Linked DNA regions of Mus musculus: regions 2 and 3 are each linked to region 1. Evidence: chromatin loops called from intact Hi-C (ENCODE). Cell type or tissue: heart. All regions are shown on one strand.

The links. Hi-C counts contacts between places; a loop is a spot of excess contacts. Peaks named below come from ENCODE experiments on the same cell type or tissue, not always from the same donor. Only the 100,000 strongest peaks of a DNase experiment are listed, where the experiment ranks them.
Region 2: a loop joins it to region 1, with 2.2 times the contacts of the local background. A loop is called at or near these places in 4 of 42 quality-filtered maps.
Region 3: it touches region 1 in a loop (2.6-fold over the local background); 4 of 42 quality-filtered maps call a loop at or near these places.

Annotation. Positions count from the first base shown.
Region 1 is chr5:17,998,225-18,006,224 of GRCm38, forward strand. It overlaps Gnat3 (guanine nucleotide binding protein, alpha transducing 3), which reads left to right. Exons shown (of 8, transcript NM_001081143.1): 4 at 1,430-1,587; 5 at 5,537-5,665. Among named protein-coding and RNA genes, the nearest start is that of Gnat3, 40 kb to the left of the region's middle. In heart, a CTCF peak has its summit at 3,646; no DNase peak of the experiment used is centred here.
Region 2 is chr5:17,890,140-17,898,139 of GRCm38, forward strand. No RefSeq gene overlaps it. Among named protein-coding and RNA genes, the nearest start is that of Gm31612, 38 kb to the right of the region's middle. In heart, no CTCF peak of the experiment used is centred here; a DNase peak (open chromatin) is centred at 3,852.
Region 3 is chr5:17,876,105-17,884,104 of GRCm38, forward strand. It overlaps a transcript of Cd36 not described here. Among named protein-coding and RNA genes, the nearest start is that of Cd36, 44 kb to the left of the region's middle. In heart, a CTCF peak has its summit at 4,937; DNase peaks (open chromatin) are centred at 717, 4,917 and 5,587; H3K27ac peaks cover 1,072 bases.

The DNA.
Region 1 (8,000 bases):
TTATGGGCAGTTTTGGGGAAAGGAGAAATTATTCAATTGTATTATCTCAACATTAATGAAAAATTAAGGGAACAGATCATATTTCACTAGATTTGTAGTTCTCTGTCTAATACGAAGGAAGAATTTTGAAATAGGTCTCCCACGATGCAAAAAAACCAAGGACAAATGCAAGAAAATAAGAAAATAAGACGTGTAGTTTGGTCTATTTAACAATCAATTGGTCATCTGATCTATTACCTGCTTGTAATAATAAAAACTCATCAGAAAGAAAGATGGAAACGTTTTCTTTTAGATTTAACATTCCTTAATAATAAAGATATGCTATTAATATCTTAGGCAAAGAACATACTTTTAATAAAACAGCAGAATAAAACTATAGTTGGCTGAAAATGACTGACTGATATCAGCAAGCACGAGTTCCTCCTGGATCTATTCACTCTTAGCAGTGGCACACTCTACAGACTCTGCTTGCCCTTGCCTCCTCTTCTGCTGCCTGTTGGATTGGTTGCCTTGTCAAGGGGAGCTCTGAGAGTACTTCGCTGTACAGGTGTAAATGCACACACTGTAGCATTTGCTGGTTATTGTAAGGAGGATGAGACAGAAATTATGTGTCCCACATTGTAACTTGTTATAATGATATTCACTAGCATGGTATTATGCAGGCAGAGCCTGAGCTTTGGATATTGACACTGGGGATCTGAGCCCAGACTTCTCTGTTTTCCTAACCAATTACCATGATCTATTTAACTACTCTATGACTCAAATTCTTAATCTTAATTACTTGTCAAAAGTGTTTTGGTTACTAGTATAAATTGTGGCCAGCCATAGATTGTTTATATTGAATTTATTTGTTTTCTAAGCTTCGATCCATCCTCATCACTTTCCACATCTTACTATGTACTGACATAATACTTACTCTGTTTTTTGATTCTTAGCCAATTCTTATGTCTGTCCTATGGCACATTAATGCAAAGGCACTCAGTTCACACCATTTAACGTACAGCGTCAGTACCTCTGTGTGTCTATACGTGTGTGTAATCACTTGCCCAAGTAATTAAAAGAAATACCTCATGCCAAGTAACATTTTATTACAATCTAATTTTTCTTTCACACCAGCATTTTAAACCAGGCCATAACAGACTAGCACTGTTATTCTTTGTGACAACATATTCAGAAATCAATGAAATATACCAAAGCATTCAAATTCTTCATATAGTATTTTGCAATTTTCCAAAGGTCAGCATTTCTAGATATCAGTCAACTACTATAATGAATTTTAGTTTAATTATTCTTCATAGATTTTGAAAAACTCTTCAGTGAAATGATTGACAAAATGAAAGGAACAAAAACCTTTTAGCGTGCTCTATTTAAAACAGTGCCTGTGCCTAAATAGCATACTTTTGTTCTTCCCACCAAAATATTATTCCAGGAGGACCAAGAACAACTTCACTCAATGGCAAATACACTAGAAGATGGTGATATGACTCCACAGCTGGCTGAAATCATTAAACGACTGTGGGGGGATCCAGGAATCCAAGCCTGCTTTGAAAGGGCATCTGAATACCAGCTCAATGACTCTGCAGCTTAGTAAGTCATTTTCTTGGACAAGAATTGCAGATGACACATAGGTTGTAACTTGGCACATTGTGCATGTAAGCACAAATAATGGGAAATGGTTTAGCATTTTATTATAAAAAAAAAAACCTGAGAGCCAGCAGAAAAGACATGAAACAACATACCTGAGAAGAAATATATACTACACATATCTTCTCTTAGTTAAAAAAAAAAATTACCATGATGTTCAATGCTTACTTAGCATGAACACAGACAGATGGCATGCGTGTTGATATTTGGAACTGTATGCATCTGAATCATATATTTCAGTGTTACTGAAATAACCCCTAGAATAAGTTTACTAGTGATATATGTGATAGACCACTAGGTTATTGAGCAAGACACAAAACTCTGGAAGAAAAGTCGATTGGCTTCAGATTTTAGCATATTGTGAAATCTCGTTAGAGTCAGCATAGCAAATATTGGCAAGTAAGTATTTAATGTTAATAAGGAACTTAGGAGAGCATTGCACTGTTTACAATAGAATTGTTGCCACGACTTCAAACTTCCTTGTTTCGAGTGCTTCTTGAATTATTTTCTGTATGAATCAACAAGAACATGTGATTTTGTTTGGCTACAAAAAGTTTGTGCAATTACTCGTTTTCTATTTCTTCCCATGCCTACAAACATAGAAAACATACAACATTGTCCTTGAATGAATCCCGTGACAAACCATGCAAGCCCTGAGGTTTAATTAAACAAGCAACAAAAAGTAATGTGGCTGGGAAGCAAAGCTCTCTTTAAACAGAAAGATGGGTCATGCATGACAATGACAATGCAGATTTGTAATCACTGAGTACCTTTGACCCATAAGTCTGTTTCTTAGGAAAAAACGACAGTGATGGATGGAGAGAGTCTGGAAAAAAAAAACATAAAAAGAAGTCCATGTGTAGTGAGCACATTTCTGTGATGGTGATGAGTGTTCATTTATTGTTAATTTCCACTGGGACCATTTCCTTTAGACAAAAGTATGGATTCCACTTGATGAGAGCAGGGTGTCACTCTATGACTACATAAACTTGGGAACATTTTCTCCAAGGTTCCAGTCTCTACCTCACTGTGATTATCAAAGTGATTTCTGTGGTACTGTAAAACCTTGCTTACCTGTCTGTGCTAATCATTGAGTAAATTAGATGCAAGCTTATACATTACATACAAAATGTTGCTTAGTTACCTCTGGGAAAGGTGAACCGAAAGACAGACATGTAAGTGTGTTCCAGTCAAGATTAATAAATTTCATTTTGAATAAATATTGCCTAGATACCTTCAATTACATTGTTAGTATGCTTGCCTCCTTGTTTGTCCTTTATATTTATAGTAAAAAATTTAACTAATTATAACTCAGATAACTAACCTGAGGCAATAAAATGACACTGTATTTCATATTTTAGATGATTTATTTGTTTAAATGCTTAGAATTTTTGACTAATAGTTTGAGTTGAGAATATTACCATACTGTTAAATATATCAAACATCTATTTCCATTGATTTTCTGAGTTCTGCCCATACTGTAAATAGTTTTTGAACACTCAGTTGATTTGCACAGCAGTATAATTTTATGAAAATTTATTTTCTCTCTATGTACTAGAAATATTTTCTACATAAACTGAATACTTGAGATATTAACTTTGGCAGCTTCAAAGTGTTACTATAGGCATATTAAATAAAAGCCTGCTAAAATGTTGCTAAATTTACATTATTTTCTTCCAAACGTTAAGAACATATTATTTTTTCAATTTTTGAATTAAATTACATACTTCAATTTCCATATCAGAGTGATCCTGCACTGCCTATTTATTTTGTTTATACTATATAAAACATTTTTTTCCAACTTTTTAGTGAAAGGAAGATTTTTTTTTTTTTTTTTTGCACATCTAGACATTCTGCAGATGGACGCTGCCAGAAGAGTAGAGCAGAATTCCCAGTTCCCGGGTTTGGCTGAAGATGCCACAAGCTCTAGGAAAAGCTCGGAGGAAAGGCCTCAGCTACCTAAGTTTCATGGTTTACTAATTAGGGCCACCTAGTGTGCTGTTTAAATTCCACAAGCATTAAGAGCAAATGTGGTTTACAAGGGACAGCACTATCTTTACAGGATTAGAAGTAAATAATCAACGCATTGTATGTGACTTGAGTCATAACAGCTAAAGGTTTAGAAACTACAGGCTTGGGCATCCAAATACCAAATTTACTTATTAAAATCAGCACTTTTGATGAAAATCTGCCAATTTGCTAAAGTCTCTTCTTTGCCTAAAGTGATTTACAAATGCAAAGAAAAATTATTTAAAATCTATTTTTGCTCAAGCTTTCATTAAATGGATTTGATTTCTATTTTGTAAGTATATCATGTTTTTTTTTAAACTTTTTTACTTGGACACAAAATGGCTGACATATCATGCACTTCTCACACATCAGATTTCATCAATAGAAAATGTACAATGCTTCAAGTAATAGTAAAAAAAAAAATTAAAATGTAAAATCTGCCAATTCATTCTTTGACACATTACATCTCAAGTCAATACCCATTTAAAGGTAACCAGACTTTATTAGCATACAACCATTATGTTACCTCTTATACACAGTTTTACTTTTCTCCTTGAGGAAAACTTTAGGTGCTAAATCCACTTTTAAGGGTAAAAGAACTTTGTTTTAAAGTCATTGTGGTAGATCAGTGGTTCTCAGCCTTCCTAGTGCTGTCATCCAGTAATACAGTTCCACATGTGGTGACTCCCAAGTATAAAATTATGTTGTTACTACTTCATAACTGAAATTTTACTGTTTTATGTATTATAATGTAAAAATCTGACATACAGGCTATCTAACATCCAACCCCTATGAAAGGGTTGTTTGACTCCCCCAACTGGGTTGCCACCCACAGACTGAGAACTGCTGTGTTAGATGCTAATACATCTGAACTTCGTAACAGAATCTCTGAGCAAATTTAACTTTGTAGGCAATAACTAACATTTGCTATGACTATACCCTCAAAGTTCTTTGGAAAGACACCAAACTTTAAAATCCGTATGCAGGCATGGCTCACTTTTGCATTTAAATTTGTCACAGAAGTAGCCATATTGCTAAGCCATTTAATCCGTAGTGTCATACACAACACTACAAATGAAGGGAAATACAGTTTTAATTGTAGATCGAGCTTGAAAGGATAAAGATACTAAGAATAGTTTTCATTCTTTAGTCTAACAGACTCAGAGCACAGAGCTGATCAAGCTTACATTTAACCATTGCCAAGCTTTAGATACTGTGATCAATAAAACAAAAACCAAATAAACAGAAGGAACAAACAAGCAAAGAGTTCACTCCAGTAACAGTAGGAATTCTGGAAGTGTTAAGGGCTTCACCATGCACTGATAGACAGTGGTGTGGCTACAGTACATAGATGGCTATAATGTTCTAAACTAAGTAATCCATGTAAAAATCACCCAAACAATTAATAACTCTCAAACAATTCAAATTGTTATACACACCAATCGCTATCTTAGAATGGAAACTGAGTGATTTCCGTAACAGGATCTTTGAGGAGCTTGTAATAACTGTTGCAGCAAACATTCCAAGGCAGCATAATACATAGAAATACATCTATACAGTTCTGCATGGGGAAAGACCATTCCGTATCTCAATCTATATGATAGTGAGTCTGTCCTACAGATTTCATAAGTCTAGGGCTAAAGTGGCTTTGAGGAGTTCTTAGAGAAGAGTTCTCCAGGAGCTCTGTGGATTCCGCACTCTGCAACTGTGACATCTGAGCTCCCAAGGCCTGCCCATCAGATCAGTAGCATGATAACAAACAAGAAATAGAGTTTGTTTTCCAACATACTTTAAAGTCTTAAAATACATTTTCACTGAATTGCAGTGTATCCGATGTAAAGTCAAAAATAAAATATACTCCATTCGATTTTGTTTTTCTTAGCTACCTTAATGACTTAGACAGACTCACAGCCCCTGGGTACGTGCCAAATGAGCAAGATGTTCTACATTCCCGGGTGAAAACCACTGGTATCATTGAAACTCAATTCTCCTTTAAAGACTTGAACTTCAGGTATGTTCTAACCTGCTTTCTAAGTGTGGGTGGAGTATGCTTTCGGCTCAGTATTTCATCATCGAGTCAAGTGCAGTGATTTTGGAATTAGCTGGCTAGACCCCACCCTTCATTCCTGCTGTCCACCCCATCCCACTCTGAGCCTGTCCTTCCTTCTAGGCTGCATTTCTCAAACAAGTGGTAGCCCAATTCTGTTTTCTAATACTTAAGAATGACTTTTTGAGTTTGTTTTTTTAAGAAAATATATTTAAATAGCCTTTTAGCAACTGATGTCAGAGATACTATTTTGTTTGCCTGCTTACTTCTCTATTTGCTTGAAATATTCCTTAAATTTACCTTAGCTTAAAATGGAAATAATTAAAATACTATTATTTGAATGTGATTCTATTTAGAAAGCACATTTCCATCATCCTGGTTTTGGTATGGAAATGAGTGTCCTATTGTTTTTGCCATTGTGTTGAATTCCCATTCAAGTAAACCCTTGAAAGTGTACTATCAAATCCTCTTTAGATTTACTAAGAAATGTAAACCATAATACAGTTAGACAGCATCTCTTGGTTTTTAACAGCTTTCACATATTCCCCCCTGAGGTAGGGCAATATATTTGTTCCTATTTATACAAAGTTTAACACTTTTCTTTTTTTTATGTTATATTTTTTATTAGATATGTTTTTTATTTACATTTCAAATGTTATCTCCTTTCCTAGTTTTCCCTCTGAAAATCCCCTACCCTTTCCCCCCTCCCCCTGCTTCACAACTCACCCACTTTCATTCCTGGTCCTGGCATTCCCCTATACTGGGGCATAGAACCTTCACAGGACTAAGGGCCTCTCCTCCCATTGATGACCGACTGGGCCATCCTCTGCTACATATATAGCTAGAGTCACAAGTTCCACCATGTGTTTTCTTTAATTGGTGGTTTAGTTCTGTGGGGCTGAGGGGTGATGGGGAAGAGGGGAGGGAGGGGAGCACATGTCCTGCCAGAGTTCCTGTGCTCTGGATGCGGGAGGATTGCCAGAGGCTTTCTACTAACCCCAGCCCAGGTGGCCATCTGGCTGTGTGAAGCCACTGGACCCCACTCCACAGGGGGTGGACAAGGGGCAACCCCTAATACCAGGGGCCCCACTTCAACACTCTCAGCCCCAGAGATATGGGAGAGAGGGCAGAGAGAGAAAGGTTCCCACATAGGCAAGAGTCTTAAGTCTGGTCTGTGGCTGGAGCACAGGAAGGCCTTCTGACGGGAGATTAGGCATGGCTCATTAGGAGAAAGCCTATCCTATCATCCAAGCACAGCGGGCCTTGATGAACAGAGACAGTCTATGGTTTTAGAGCTTTATTGTAGAAAGGCAGAAGGAAAGAGAAAAGGTAGAAAGAGAAAGAGAGAGTGGCCATGGCCAAGAGGAGGGGAGGGGGAAAGAGAGAGAAAGAGGAAAGGCTAGAGAGTAAGATGTTAGAGAGAGAGAGAGCTAGTAGAGAGAGTAAGAAAGGGAGGAGGGGCCAAGCAGCCCCTCCTATAGTGGGCTTGTATTATCTTGCTGTTGCTAGGTAACAGAGAGGAGTCTAGCCTGAAGGCCAGAAGCTTGGGACATTATGTACATGACTACTAGCCACAGCTTCTCCTGTGGAGGATGTGGGGGCTGTAATTTCTACACCAGCCAGGAGTCCAGGAGACATGAGGGAATGCCTTCTGTCCCATGTAGGTGAATTATCACCACCAGGTTCCACCGGGGGTCACAACCTCAACTCTGAAGACCAGGATGTCTGTGCATAGCCCATTGCCCCACATAGTTCCAAGGAGCTCTGGGGGTACTGGTTAGTTCAGATTGATTTTCCTCCTATGGGGCTTCAGTCCCCTTCAGCTCTCTGGGTATTTCTCTGGCTCCTTCATTGGGGACCTTATACAAAGTTCAACAATTTTCTATGGATTAAGAATGAGGTGGAATATTAATAATAGCAGGTTCCAACTAAATACGTTAGTAATGAAAACATACTAAAACTACATAAGAAACAAGGTCATGCCCACAATAATGAAAATATACTCAAAGAATTAAAAAATAAAAAAACCTAGAGAACAGCAGACATGATTTTTTAAAAACCCTTATGAGAAAAAAAATGTAAGTAAATGCTAATTAGCCAATATCCTCAACTCAGTTAAAAGGGAATAAAAATTTTGAAAGACTGCAAAGTGTCAAAATTGGTTATTATTAGCTAGCTAGTTAAAACAGCTATTATACAGGATATTTTTAAGTGGTATGGAAGTAATGTCTTCTAAATTCGTACTAAATTTCAGGCCTACATATAGTTAATTTTCTGGAAAACTGGTCAAATATCAAAG
Region 2 (8,000 bases), 110 kb before region 1:
AAATTTAGAGAAAGCATAGAAATCTTCCCCCCCCACCCCGCACCCCCTAAAGAACTGCTCAGATACCAGGTAAGTTTGAGAAGCATTGAGCCAGAAAAAACACAAAAAGGCAAGACAGTAATCTCCACTTGTAGAGGGGTCTCTGACATCTCTGGTAGTTGTGTGTCAAGTTTCTCCTGACAACATTTTTTTAAGACTTTTTAAGCATTTCTGGTAAAAGCACCCCAGAGGCAATCTGAGGTCTAATACGTGACAGACTGAAAGGGTAAGCAAGTGACAATAATTTCAGCTGCTGACTTCTTTTCTCAATACCAGGAAGAACTTTTAATGTGAAGTTTGAACCATATATTCCAAAATATAATTCAAGATAATTCATTATTATAGAAAACATTTTATGCCCATCATTTAGATGAAAAATTACTTTTATTTTTATTTGAAGAAAACAGTTGAAAATACTGTCCAGAACCTACCAGTAGTTACAGAACACTATGGGCATTCGGAGCATTCTGAGCTCTAAGCAGGGATTATTCTCTGTAAATAAAAATAGAAGTTTTGAATGTTCTATTCAAAAATTACAGGCGAGTATTATTTGCTCATTGGTTTCTGTACATAAGTTTCTGGGGAGTAGAATGTGATGGCTGAGAGCAAAATACCCATAGCCAGGGTTGAACTTCCAAGTGCTGAGGCTCTCTGTAATATCACTGGACAAGACCACTGACCCCATGTGCTCAGGTCATCACCAGAGATGTTTTTGTTGTTTAATGTATTAGTTTTGAAAACAACACTTCACCATGGAATATGAGTGTAACCTAAACTTAACCTGTTGATTGTTTTTGTAGTGTTTATAAACCTAAAACTTTGAACAAGTCAATATAAGCCCTTCCGGGGGTCTTTGTTGTTCAATGACTGGCTTAACCTTCAGCTGTTGAAATAAGATTCTCATAGAACATTATCGTGTACTACTCATTCCTGTCTGAAAAATCTTACTCCAAAGAAGCAAGGAAATCCACCTGGACCTTGACAATGCCACTCTGATGTTGACATTGTGGTAGCGTTTATGCTCTCTTCCCTATTCTGGAGGGATCTTTTTCTCTTATATGTCTTCCTCTTCCACTTCACCAGCATTAATTATTAATGAAGTTCCCTTACTCATTAATCAATATGTCAGGCTGCATATGTTTGGGGAACATAAAGTGATATAACATGGTCACTTTCAAAATCATTTCAGACAGGCCAAAAATGTAAATTACAAATATCCTCCTTTGTATTCCCTTGTCCATTGTTTTAGAGTTCATGGTGAACTGTTTCGAATCCTTGGCTCAGTAACATAACACGGAAGGAACAGATTGTAGCCTTCTAGGGGAAAAAATGGCATAAACTCCTTGACCCACTTGAAAACAATGTGTAATTGTCACTGAGATATGAAAACCTTAACCTTGCTAACTTGTGTTTCAGAAAAACATTTTTGAGAAACACCCTTGGATAATTATCAGCTTGCTAAGCATGAACAACATAGGATCAAAAAGATATTTGGTGGCAATATTTACAACTAAATATGCCAGCAAAATCCTGTTGGAATTTTCTGTAGGTTAATAAGACAACTTTGCATACCACTCAAAACCATCCTTCCTAAGAGACATTACTTAAAGGAGAATTGTGGCAAATGTTTCCTATTAGACTTCTCTGCTTAACTTGGTCTCACATCTGCCATGCATGTTATATCCTTTTCCTAACCCTCAGCTTGCGGCAAAGGCTTTGTTGGGTCTCTTTCTCCTTAATTCTTTTGGCTTTGGAGGAGAAGAGTCCTAACTTTGTAATAGTACATTAGAGCTCTCAAGGCCTCATAACTTATGTAAACAAGGTTTGCCTCACACTCATAGGAACTCTCCTGTCTCAGTCCTACAAGTGCTGTGATTAAGAAGAAATGTGTGCCATAGAACTGACTTTAATTTTTTTTTCTTGAAAAACTTAAAAAAGAACCTAAATAGTTTCACTCCACTACACGTGGTAGAATGCCCGGAAGGATTCATGTTAACTAGTGGATTTAGTCATTCTACAAAACACATAGATGGTAAGAATCACACTGGCTATGATTAACATGTAATATTTCTGCTTATATTTAAAAATTGTGGTATTATATTTGTAAACTATTAGATTTAGAAGAAATTGCTTCCTATTTGCTCAGTATTAAGAATGGAGATTGAAGGAATCCATACTATTAAGATTAACTTCTACTAAGATCTCTAGTATTTTCCCAAAGCTTAAAATTTTCAGTAGCTTTATAAGCCATTTAATCCCTACCTCCATCCTCATCTGCACTGATTACAAAAACCTCATCAACAATTAACATAACACATCAGAGCCAAGAGAAACACTGTTTTGTTTTGTTTTTCATCAGGTGGCCATTTATTCTTTGATACAGCAGGAGGCTACATTAACATCATGTACATATGAACATCTTCTTTTAGGTGATAAGTTGGGTACCAAAGATTGTGCATCTATTTTATTATTTGGTGAATGCACATCTATATATGGATGTTTTGCATTTGTGTACACATAAAGGAAATGAACTGAGGTATAAAAGTAAATAGGTTTTAGTGGGCAAACAATTAGGAAAGTATTTAAAGACAAGGGCAAGCAACTGCAGTGAACCATGGAGGGAAAGGAGCATGATAGGTTAAAACAACTAAAAGCACAAAGACGCAGGATGAGAAAGAAGAGCAAAGAGTAAGAATAGATGGCATAGGAATATGTATGGATTATCCCTACTCTAGGAACAAGAAAAATCCTTTGAAGTATTTTAATGCTTTGAAGGACTCTAAGGAAGGCATAATAAAATCTCAATTGCATTGATAAAGTCTGTGTGAGCAATGCTAGTGGATACAGAAAGGTAGAAATGGATGCCAGAAAGAAAAAAAAAAAAAAAACTGAGGCTGGATAGAAGGGAGACTTGGCCAAAGTGGATCTAAAAGCAAAAGGGAACACATAAGGATTTTTGAAAATGTATTTTGAATGCAAAATAGACATCCAATTATGTGTTGGTATGAGGGAAATTATGAGGTTCATTTAAGAAGTCTTCTATGGAGTTGTAGAAGTCGTGTTCCTTGGGCAATCACCAGAAAACATGAAGCTACAGTGGCTGGCACAGACCAAGTGTTGAAACACCATTTTATGGATGAAAATGAGAATAAGTGAGAGAACAAGTTATTGAGGAATTGTGTCCGAGGAGATGCCAGTGAACAGTGAAACATGAAGAGCAGCAGTCCTGGATGCTCTCTGAAGTTCCAATTCAGACTCAACCAACACCACATAACTTGTTATTTGAACAAAAACTGAATCTATACTGGAAATCGACAGACATTTTCTTGTCATTATCTCTAAGTAATTCAGAAGTTTATATTTTATTTATATTAGTGAAAGTATTATAAGTAATCTAGAGATAAGTTGAGATATAGGAGAGAATGTGTGTTGCCTATAAGCATGAATTTTTTAACACAGGTTGTGGATTGTGGAAACATTACCCATTGAGAAAGAAAAAATGCCCTCAAGGAAAAATGGGAAGTTGTGAGGGTGTGAGTTACTGTTTAGTTTTTGTTCTCACAGAAAGATTTCACAAGGTATAGCAAACTAAAGGGCACCTTTAACTCTTGTACACCAATAAGTAAAATAATCCAGTACTTGAAAACCAACCAAAACTGATTTAAAGAAATGTTGCAAGAGCTTTATACACGTCTGGGTATGTGTATAGAGCTTGTAATCTAATGGAAACTCAAGTCCCTCTGGACCAAGGGGAGAGAATATACACAGGACACAAGGTCCCTCTTCCAGCAGAACAAAACAACAGGCTGCTAGCCAATTATGGTAGCAGCCAAGCAGATGTCCCCACTGGTTTTTAAATCAAACACGGAGCCTGCATTTGTTACAGTGATTGCTTTTATATTGTAGGCACTTTCTGTTTATAAAACTGTTTTGAGGTGTTCAGGTAACTTATCAGCAATAATAATAATCATCTTCAAACACACTTCTGATATATTTGCTTGGTGAGCAACAATACACAGCACGATCCACTTTTCTTCTAGAGAAATACACGCAGGTGAAGAAGCACCGATGTGAAGTCCACGGTAATTCTCTAGCACTGACATATTTAGCTACGAGAATATGTTTCAATATATTGTTATTCTGCTTCTTGTAAAGTTCAGATTCCTGTTTTGTTTCTTTGTTGTTTTTTTTTTTTTCCTGTATTTTCTTGATCCCCTGTTGGGGCTATTTTGCTCTATGAATATTCTAAATATAGGTATCTATTAGTTTCTAGTCTTACTCTTTCATTTTTCTTCCTATATTTTTTCTTCTTTAATATTCTCTCTTTCCTCTCTCAGCTTCTGTTTGTGTTTCTAGAATGATCCAAAATTTATTTCTTGATCCACAAAGTCTATTTTAACTGTAAAAATGGTCATTGAAAATTTTTATACTCTGGTATATTGTATTTTTTAAAGATTTATATATTTTATATATGTGAGTACACTGTTACTCTCTTCAGACACACCAAAAGAGGGCATCAGATCCCATTACAGATGGATATGAGCCACCATGACATTGCTGGGAATTGAACTCAGGACCTCTGGAAGAACAGTCAGTGCTCTTAACCCCTGAGCCATCTCTCCAGCCGTATTGTATGCTATTTAATCTCTTTGATAATATAAATACGTACCATTTTTAAAATTAAGACAAAAATAAACCTATCTTATCCTTGGGAGGCAGGCAGTGAGTTTCAAGCAAACTGGTCTACAATCCCAAGAATATCTTAAAAGAAAACAAACAAAAATGTTTAGTGAGTGATTTTATTGACTCCATATTCATTGTGGCATATTTGGAGTAAATGCCCCATAGACCAGTTGGAACCATCAATCATTCTGTTGAGATGACTGTGGGAATTAACCTGCTCTCAAGAGCATAAATGATATCAAATTAAGTGAGAATGTAGAGAAATGGTACATATCTACTGCTGTGGGTGAGAGTACAAACTAGCATAGATACTACAGAAATCAGAATATTATATGAGGGCCCCCAAGACCTAAAAATGAATTTACTACTGTGCAATTCTTCCAGTCCTGGGCATATTATTAAAGGTTCCATGTCCTACGATATAGGGATACCTGCTTACCCATGTTGACTGCTCCTCTGATTACACATCTACTCCCTGAATGCAAGGAAGACTGCATTTGTAAAAGAAACATTGCCAAAGCTTAAATCGTACAGCAAACCCCACACATTAATAGTGGGAAACCTCAATATGCCCCCCTCACCAATTGACAGGTCATTGAGACAGAAACTAAGAAGAGAAATTACAAAACTAACAGAGGTTATGATTCAAATGGACCGAACAAATATTTATAGAACATTTCACCCAAACACAAAAGAGTTTACCTTCCTTTCAACACCTTACAAAACCTTCTCTAAAATAGACTGTATTTGAGGTCACAAAGTAAACCTCAACAGATGCAAGGATATTGATATAGCCCTATGTGTCTTATCACATAACCATGAATTAAAACTAGACTTCAAAATCAACAGAAACAACAGAAAACCTACATACTCATGGAAACTGAGCAACTTACTACTCAATGATCACTGGGTAAGGAAATAAATAAAGAAATTTAAGACTTTCTAAAATTGGATGAAAGTGAGTTCACAACATTTGCAAACTTATGGTACACAATGAAAGCAGCATAGAGAGGAAAGTTCATAGCACTTAATGTTCTCATAAGGAAGTTAGAGAGTTCTCATACTAATGAATCAAAACTAAATCTGAAGGCTCTAGAAGAAGAAAAAGAAGATGATGATGATGAAGAAGGAGGAGAAGGGGCAGCAGCAAACACACTCAGGAGGAGTAGACAAGAAATAATCAAACTCTGGGGTGAGATCATACAATTAGAAACAGAGAATGATACAAAGATTTAACAAAAACAAGAGCTAATTCTTTGGGGAAATTAATAAAATAGACAAACCCTTAGCCGAATGAACTAAAAGACAGTCAGAGAGAAGGTACCTAAAGTAACAAAATCAGAAATGAGAAGGGAGACATAACAATGGACACTGAGGAAATTCAAAGAATCATTTGATCTTGCTTCATAAACCTATACTCCTCAAAATTGGAAAATCTAAATGAAATGGATGATTATCTAGACAGATACCAATTACCAAAGCGAAGTGAAGATCATATAAACCATCTGAACAGCCTTATAACACCTAAGGAAATAGAAGTAATCATTAAAAAATTAAAAGTCTCCTAACAACAACAACAACAAAGCCCAGAGCCAGAGATAAATGGATCTTGGTAAAAGTAAAGATCAGATAAACTATCCGAATAGCCCTATAACCCCTAAGGAAATAGAAGTGCCATTAAAGGTCTCCTTACAAGGACAACAAAAAATAAACAAGCAAAGCCCAGAGACAGGGGGTTTAATGCAGAATTTTACCAAACATTCAAAGAAGAGCTAAATCCAATACTCCTCAAACTATTCTACAAAATAGAAACAGAAAATACACTGCCAAACTCATTCTGAGGCCACAGGCACGCTGGTACCTAAACCATGCAAATACTCAACAAAGAAAGAGAATTTCAGACAAATTTCCCTTATGAATATTGATGCAAAAACATTCAGTATAATACTCACAAACTGAGTCCAAGAACACATCAAGACATCATCCACCATGATCACAGTAATCCTCATAGCATCTCTCACTTTTCATATATTTCTGTTATCTAGAATTTTTAATTTTCTAGCTAAATGTTGGTCTAAATTCAATCATGATTGAAAAATAATACCATATCTACTCTTATCTGTTTACAACTTATTCCTGACTTTAATGGGTACTCCCATGATAAACTGTACTATAAACTGTACAGAACTTATTACAGTTCTGTAATAAGCCACTTGCTAATGTCCACATATCTTGAGGAAATTTCAATTTACGCTACAAGACACTTGTCATAATACATTTCTACAATATGCATTATATGGAATGTCTATTATATATACCATATCATATGTAGTGATATGTTAAATATAACTGCCACCCTGTAGTTTTCTTAAGTAGAACACAAGCATTAATGTATTTAGTACCAAACTTGCCATGTCTTCTGTGTATCTGTTATGGTTGTATTTGGTGTTTTTGTGAGACTCCTAAATGTAGGAGGGGGGTCTCTGAACCTTTTGTCTACTCTTGGGATCCTTTGCCTTCTGCTGAGTGGCCTCTTCCAGCCAGCTGATATGAGGGTTTGTGCCTAGTCTATTTACATCTTACTATGCCATGTTTGGTTGCGATCCCTGGGGAGAGGAGGATACTCTTTTCTGAAGAGAAACAGTAAAGGTGTGGATCTGGGAGAAAAAGTGCAAAATAGGAAGAGTGGAGGGAGGGGAAACTGTGGCCAGGATGCATTATATTGAAGAAGAATTCAAAAGAAACAAAGTCAGTGAGACCATCCCCTCTCTGATACCTTCTTGAACTTCATAACCCAACAAAAGTTTCTTGGGCACATTTTACATAATATTAAAAATATGCTCTCAGTTTTCTTTCAGATTTACATGCGTATTTACAAAAGTTAGCATACATATTTATCATCATTGGAAGAGTGAAGAGTTGAGTATTTATTTATTTATTATTCATTTATTTATTTGTTTGTTTTTTTCAAGATGGGGTTTCTCTGTGTAACCCTGGCTGTCCTGGAACTCACTCTGTAGACCAGGCTGGCCTCGAACCCAGAAATCCACCTGCCTCTGCCTCCCAAGTGCTGGGACTAAAGACGTGCGCCACCACCGCCTGGCTGAGTTGACTATTTATTCATTTTTGCTTAATCTACAGTCATTTATGATATTAAACAATTATCTATCTATCTATCTACCTATTTATTTATTTATTTATTTATTTATTTAAGACAGGGTCTTTCCTAGTGACCTTGGCTATCCTGGTACTATCTGTATAGATCATTATTTGAACAT
Region 3 (8,000 bases), 120 kb before region 1:
TTTTTAAATCAACATGGGTATAGAAATGTGACGCAAGATTAAAATTTCTGTGATTTGTCTTGATGTAGAGGAGTTCTAGTTTATATGGTATATATTAGAGGCAGAGTTATCAATGAAGACAACAGATACAGATGAAAATGTTTGTATCTTAATGTCTTAATTTACACAAAGATTTTCTTCTCTCATGATAAAAGTTTCAAATTTCCCACATCTTGTTTGGTTTCCACAACCTCAAGCACAGGATACTTCCATGCTCATTTTCAAAGGAGATGCTGAAGTTAGAGAATTTATTTGTGGTCATGAAACAATTGTGCTGCAGAAATACCATTTAAGTTCAAATACAGCCCAATACCACATATATGCAAGTTTTACCTTTGAAAATAGCCATTGGGGAAACATCATGAATTTTTATAAAGCAATTTTGTAAAGCTTTTAGAAAGAGAGTTATAAAAAAAGGAATGAAAATGTTCAATTTCACATTAAGAAGGAAGAAATCTCTGAAGGAACAAGCACCAGAATTCAAAGAAAAGAAAATAGTTTTAAAAGATACTGGGTTTGATGAGGGGAGGTAGGCTAAAATAATGAACTTGTTTCAATTCGTGAGCACACATTTTCTAGTACCACAAAAGGAAGAAAAGATATTAGGGGCGGAATGTGTCATTTCAGAAGCAGGAAGGGAGTGACACATTTGGAAAACTGACAAGAAGCTAGCATATTGGGTGCTGACCAGAACTTTGTGTGCCTTGTGCAATATTCTAAGGAGTTTGACCTTTATGCTGAGAGCAGAATGACACTATTAAGTAATTCTAAGTAAAGAATGTTAAACAGGATACGAATTTGTAACTGAAGGGGATATGAAAAGGAGAAAATAGGGAAGATTATTCACCCAGAAGTATTAATACAATAACACCAAAACCACATAAAGGTCCTGAACTGACATGTGTAGGCAGTTCTAGAAAAGTACGTCGTGCCTAGTCTAGACGGAGTGTGGATTACCTGGGAATGTGCTTGACGTTCAATGTGACAACAGAAAGAGCTGAAAAAGCAAAAAGCAAACTTCAAACACCATTATCATACATGAGACACATGCTTTTCCTAACTGCTTCTGAGGATACTTTGAGACATAACAGGCAGGGTAGAGAAAAAAGAGGCAGTGGAAACCAGATAAGAAATCAAGCAACAGTCTCAGTAAAGGCAGATGATAAACCACTAAAGGTCAAAACAGCGATCTTAGTACTTACTGTACACCAGCAGCTCTGCTTGTTGGCGGAGCAGTTCTGAATGGCAGCGGAGATAATAAAAGGTGACTTTAAGGCTTCAGTTAGTGTTATGACATGAATAGAACCCTAATTCTTCCATTTTCTCAGTTTGTATAACAGTGATATATTTAGCTACAAAAAGCTTAACTTCAGTGTGTTGTAGAATAGTAGTTTAGTGTCTCAAATATAACTTAATATAAATATAAGGTCAAGTGGGGGGTCTTGAGTGGAAGATAGAAGAGGTAAGAGTTGGGAGAAAAAGTCAAGAGACAAAGTGCCTTCCCAAGGCCAGAGACCAATAAGCAAGGGATATCCACCATTCTTTTTTACATCATCTGGGATCTGGAAACAGATTCAAACCTCTACAACCTCTCAAAGGGGAAGCAGTGAATGATATTACATAGACTTCTGGCTTCATAGCAAGTGTTTAGACCATCTTATTAGAGAAAGGGTATACAATACAAAAATGTATCATGATTATTTAAGTATATAGGATGAAAGAGGGAGAGATATAGGAGAATGAAAGCAGCCAAACAAAGTGCAAGACAAGGAGATTCTCCAGGAAATGACCAGGCCAAATTTACAGTTGAAAACTTCTATAATGATTGAAGGAAAAAGCTGTTAAGACACTGGCGAAATGAAGAGTAGACATAAGCAAAGAAATTTACATAGTTATGTTAATATATTTAAGGTATTTAAAAACTCAACCATAGAGTTAATTGCATAAAGAAAATTTGTATTTTTTTTCCAGTTCAAGTGACTCTCTATTGCAAAACTAGGCATACAGAATAGCCTTTGACCACCAGGAAAGTTTGCATTTTTCATTGTAATAACATTGCAGACAACAATGTTAATCAGTAGATGTATACAAATAATAATAACCATATGTAAATCTGATGCTGAAGAAAAGGACTCGAAGAGTAATATGTCCCCAAATCACTAATACAACTTTATGTTTATTTGTAATGCACATTTTATATTGCTACTAACAAAATATCAACTCAATGGTCAACACATGATTCGTTAGTTTAATATTGTAACAATCAGAGTAAAGCATTAAAAGGGCAATTATGGGTTGTATTGGATATAAATAAACCTATGGCCTGAGCAGCTTTAATATTTCAAAGTATTTATTCTATACATGGCATGCCCAAAACATGTGCACGCATGAGCACACGCACACATATGAGACTCTAGGAGGAGTTATAAGGTTTATTTATATAATTATGGAAATGTGTGTGAGACAATAAAGATAACCAAAAAGAAAGCATGAATTTGAGAGAGCATTAAAGGCGGAAGGAGAACTTAGAGAAAGAGGAAATGAGGGGCACAGGAAAGAGGAAAGGGAAAGAGGAAAGGGAAAGAGGAAAGGATGCAATCACATTTTAATTTTTTGAAGTTATAATAAAAATGTAATATTTTAAGATCACAACACAGTATTGTATTCAATAAATGGTTATTTTAGGTTTTATGAAATAGTCATATGTCTGACTTGAAAGCAGCAACAATGAACATCCACCCTGGGAGAGGATAGTCCTTGAATAGAAAGAATGAACATTTTATTTGTTTAGATGTCATCATCAAAAAAAAAAAGGCAAACTGTGAAGTTTAATCAAAATAGCTTTTGATAGAATACAAAAGGTTGATCATCTTTCATGCCTCTTAACAATCACACTCGTAGCAAAACAACGACATTTTCTATTGAAATATCCAGTGTGTTTTCTCTATCTTATGAGCTAGAGAGGAAATTACAAGAGGAACTTTCTTAGAATCTTATTCCAAACTTGTGTAGAAATGGTGTTTTTTATACAGCCTTTATAATGTAAGTTTGCAGGGTGTTGTGGAAAACAGCCAACTCGTGAGAGCTGACCTAGTCCTACCAATAGACACTGTTTGGCATTCATAACTAGGCTTTCATGTTCTTCTTTAGATAATACCTCTCTGAGATCATAATGAATAAATACTAAAGAAAACCACTCTATAATCATATGTGAACACAGGGAAATTATGAACATCTAAGCCACAGAAACCACGACTTTTTCCACACACTGTGACAACTGCTTCCTTGTCAATTACATCTTTAGCATCATTCTAGTCTCTCCTCTGCCTAGAGAGATTAAAATTGTCTTATCTCACCATCAACTTCAGCTCCCCAACTTTATATTCCTTCCCTAATTTACCAACTGTAATTAAATTCCATCCAATTTTTTAAAAATTTTAGAGTTTCTGTTATTGTTTGGATGTTAATGGAACCAAAAATTCCATATGCTGAAAACATTGTCTTATGAATCAGTGTTCCAACTGGGACAACTGAGAGCTGTTTAAGACATGAAGGCCATAAATTCATGAATGGATTAGTCCATTCATGCATTCATAATTCAAAGGGATATTATAAAGGTATAGAAAATTTAGAAGGCAGAATTAGTAAAAAGCAGGGAACTGGTTTCCTTTGCCCCTTTTCCTATGCTCTTTCTCTCCACATTTGCTCTAGCAAATTAACTTTGTTAAAATTCACTTTACATCCTGATTGAGAACCCCATTTCTCCTCTCTTCCTAGTCCCATGCTTACAAATTCTTCCCCTTTCCCGCCCCTTTGGGTACCACCCCATGCTGCTCTGCTATAATGCTCTGATTCACTGCAAGTCCAGAAATAATGGAACTTCTACAGCATCTAATGACATCATTTCCCCTTTAACTTGTTATACTCAGCTATTTCTTTTTTTCAGTGATGGAAAAATTGCTCAACACAAGTGCTTACTGAGTCACTGTCACTTTGACATACTATATGTTACCTCCTTGTAATAATTAACATCTTCAACCACAGATGTTTTCTGGCAGTCAGCAGAGACAGTGTTAATAGGAACCTAAGTATGAGGAACTCCCAATGCTCTGTATGTTTGGAAGCATAACCTTTGAGAATTTTCAAGAAATCTAAATGTACCTTCTAAGAAGGAGAAACTCTGGGCTAAGAGGAAGAGTAGTGTTAAGAAGTCATCGGGAAATCACCAGGAGGTCACTGGGATAGAGGCTACCTACTCAGGAGTCATGCAGCACCTTAGAGCTTTTTCATAGTTCTATTTCAAAAGAAGGCCAGGAACTGTTCATCTATATGAGCAAGATATCACTCAAAGGAAAAACCCTGGCCACAATGTTATGATGTTGTTATTATAGAAATGTCCATCAGAAGAGTATAATATGGTTTGAGAACAAAACATTCTTCTATCTAGTAACAAGCAAACTCATGATTTTTGAATAGCATTTAAAGAAGAAATAGACAGACACAATATAGAGAGGAAGTTAAAATCTTAAATAATCTGTGTCTCAGTAAACAAGGCACAAATTTCTGGGTTTTTTTTAAAGCAACAGTGATAATAATTGTTACATTATAATTATGACAATTATTTTAAAGCAGGCATCAAGAGTGCCAAGTTCAGTACTCCAGTGTCTACTACCGGTTTTTGAGAAATAATATTCTAAGCCTAGCCTGGTTTACTCCACTGTCAGAGCAAGCTGCATTTTTTCACTGCCTTGTGCCCTATATTTGTTTTCCAATCCCTAGTAGCCTGGAAAGATTTAAAATTAACTCAGACTCTGAGCACGGCACTCCCTGTATGATGCATGTCCTTCCCTAATCTTATCTTGCCCTCAACCCTTTGCCTACATAGCAAGCACCTGCTGGCCAGTCATGCCTGCAACCCAAACCATATTCTGATATGTCTCTCCTCACTGTCAGATTAACACCAAGCACACAGACAAAGAGTGTGTCAAACCTGTTTGATCTTATTTGCATTTTCTGGTTCTGAGGCTTTTATCCTGCCTTTTAAGTTGTTTCTGGTATAAATTGGCAGAATATATTTGAACTTTACAGTCCTCACGTTGCTTGGAATTTACTTTTTATTTTCTTTTTCTAAAATAATATTGTTTATTTTTCGTTTAATGTGTATGAGTGTTTTGCCTGTAAATATGCTGCACAGTATGTGTGTGGTGCCCAGGCAGGCCAGAATAGGGCACTGGATCCCCTGAAATTGGAGTAACAAGACAGTTGTGAGCAGCCATGTAGATGCTGGCAATTAAGCCCTGGTCCTCTGGAAGGGCAACCAGTGACTCATCTCTCCAGTCCCTCAACTATTATTTTTTAAAGATACAATTTCCTCTGTTGTTTACACTCAAACTTCATGATGATCTGCCTGTCTCAGCCGTCCCAGTACTGTGGTTACAGAAATTAGAGACCTCATTCACATGATTCTGGACTTTATTTTGGATACAAATAAGCACAAGCCTGGGATCCTCCCCAAGTAGATCACAAGTCATCTGAAGGACATAGTCCTAAACCATTGATTGAGTTAGAATGTGACAGACACTCCCAGGTGTTGAGAGTGAATGCCAGAGAGAGCAGAAGGAGGTGCTGTGGCACAGGTAGTGGAAGGAGCCATGACATACTTGAGGACTGCAGAAGGCAAGCCCAAGTATAGGGTGGAGTGGCGTGGTTTTGGTAAGGTTTTAGTATAATGTATGAATCACTAAGAAAATGGGCTTTAAAAATATCTTGGGCCATGTAATAGCATCTAGTGCTGCAAATTTCCTTCAGTAAATTTTCATTCTATTATATTTAAGTCAAAGAACAGAACAGCCATTGAACAGAACCAGTTGGTGGTAAGACCAGAGTAAGCTGCTAAAGAAACTAGGAAGGAAATGTAGAGCTGACTTAGCACGTGGGTGTAGAAAGGAGATATTGGGAAAGGTTTCAGAAACATGGACAAGTCATGGATCACCATGACAATGAAATTGGTAGCTGGACCATGCACACATTTAGCTAGTTGGGGGAACTATCCCAGGTTTGAGGACTAAGTATCAAAATTAAAGGAGGTACCACTGGCACTGAAGAAAACATTTGGTTAGTACTGTTTGAGTTTTTTGAGTTAGTACATGTTTTCTAGATGAAGAATCCTGACTCAATCTTTTGATCTTTCTGCTTAATCATTTAAAATAGTATTAATATTTAGTACTTTTAATTTAGTGTAAAAATTGTACTTAGGCTGTTAAATTAATTAATACATGAAAGTCACTGGTATAATCATTATATATATATATATATATATATATATATATATATATAAATATATATATATATAAAACAATATTATCTATAATGTATATATATATATATATATATTAACTCACTAATTTTCTAGAATTACCCTATGAAATAGGTACATTTATCACCCAATTTTACAGTACAGGAGCAAAGTCACAAAGAGTTTTACTAACATGCCCAAATTCACAGACCTGGGGACTTTGGAAGATCTCGGCTTACACCTACATAAAATAGTAATAAGAGAATACTTTAACCAATTATTTATAATTATTTTCATTAAATAATAATCAGTTGCATAATTGTTATCATATTCCATTGTGGTTATCCAATGAGGTCAAATAAGCATATTCTACCTATTTATTTACAATGTAAGAATTTATAGAGTATAATTTATATGCAGAGTATAAATTATTGGCTTTACTGATGTCTAAGACACATTTATGTACAACAAGGCACACAGATTCAGAGGTTATTTCTCATTTATTTTAATGGAAGCACAGTCACCATGAAATTTCAGAATGGCAAGCATGTATATTGAAAGGATTTAGACAGTTTTGAGTCAGCATGCAGCATGCCAGCATCTGAAACTAAAGCCACTAGACATAGAGATACCTGAGTAGACAAGGAAGTGGTTAGAGATACAAGATGTAGACCAAACAATGATCTTAGATAAGATCTTTTAGGAGAAGGGTTGGTGTGAGGGGCTAGGCTTAGATAATGTGAAACCTGGAAAGAGAATTACAGTGAGTATATAAAAGCACTTAAAATGTCTATTAGTCTGAGTCCTTTGCAAAAGTCGGTAGACATTGATTTAAAACTATGTGCAGACTCATTCCCACTACTAATGTTTGATGCATTTGAAGGAAAACAACATGTAAGCACTAGGGAATAGTTGAAACTAGACTTCTGTCCCTAAGTCTTATAAAACAGACCGAGATTTGTTTCTGTGCCATGGAAAATAACCACTCAGCATTCTCTTTTAATGAAAGACCATTCATATTGATTCAATTGCTTTTGTTTACTCTACAGAACTTCTGCTTCAGAAATGCTCCCCGTTACTATGTACGGAAGCTGTGGATGGGAGATTTGAGAAGATAAAATGCATCCTGGACACTCAAAAGGAATATTAATGGCTTAGGGAAAATAATGAGATGATTATGGTCAACTCTTTTATGTTTACCCTCCAGTGCAAAGAGTTTATTTTCCTTTGCTTATCCTTCTGTTTCCTGGTGTTGGTTGATAAAACAATGTTTTACACTATACTGTCATAGGCTGCAGGGCAAGGATGCTACACACAAAAGCATAGAAGACAGAAGGAGTAAACTTTGTGTTATCTTTCAATAGAGTTAGAAGGAAACCAAGAAAGGAAATAAGAAATAGGTGATAGTTGGATCTCTTTTATTAGTCAGCCACAGCAACTACACCCAGAAAAATGTTAAGGAGAATGTGGTCGGGCCAGAAAGACGATTGACTGTACAAATTGTAGTCGCTCACAAAATAAAAGCAAGAAAAATCACAACCAGACACGAGAAAAAGCCAATAAATTCTTAAGAATATCTTTGGATAAACAGTAAGAAATATTGATTTCAGTGTTTCCATTGATTTTATCTTGAGAAAGGTACACATAGCAAAAGGAGTCTAGAAAA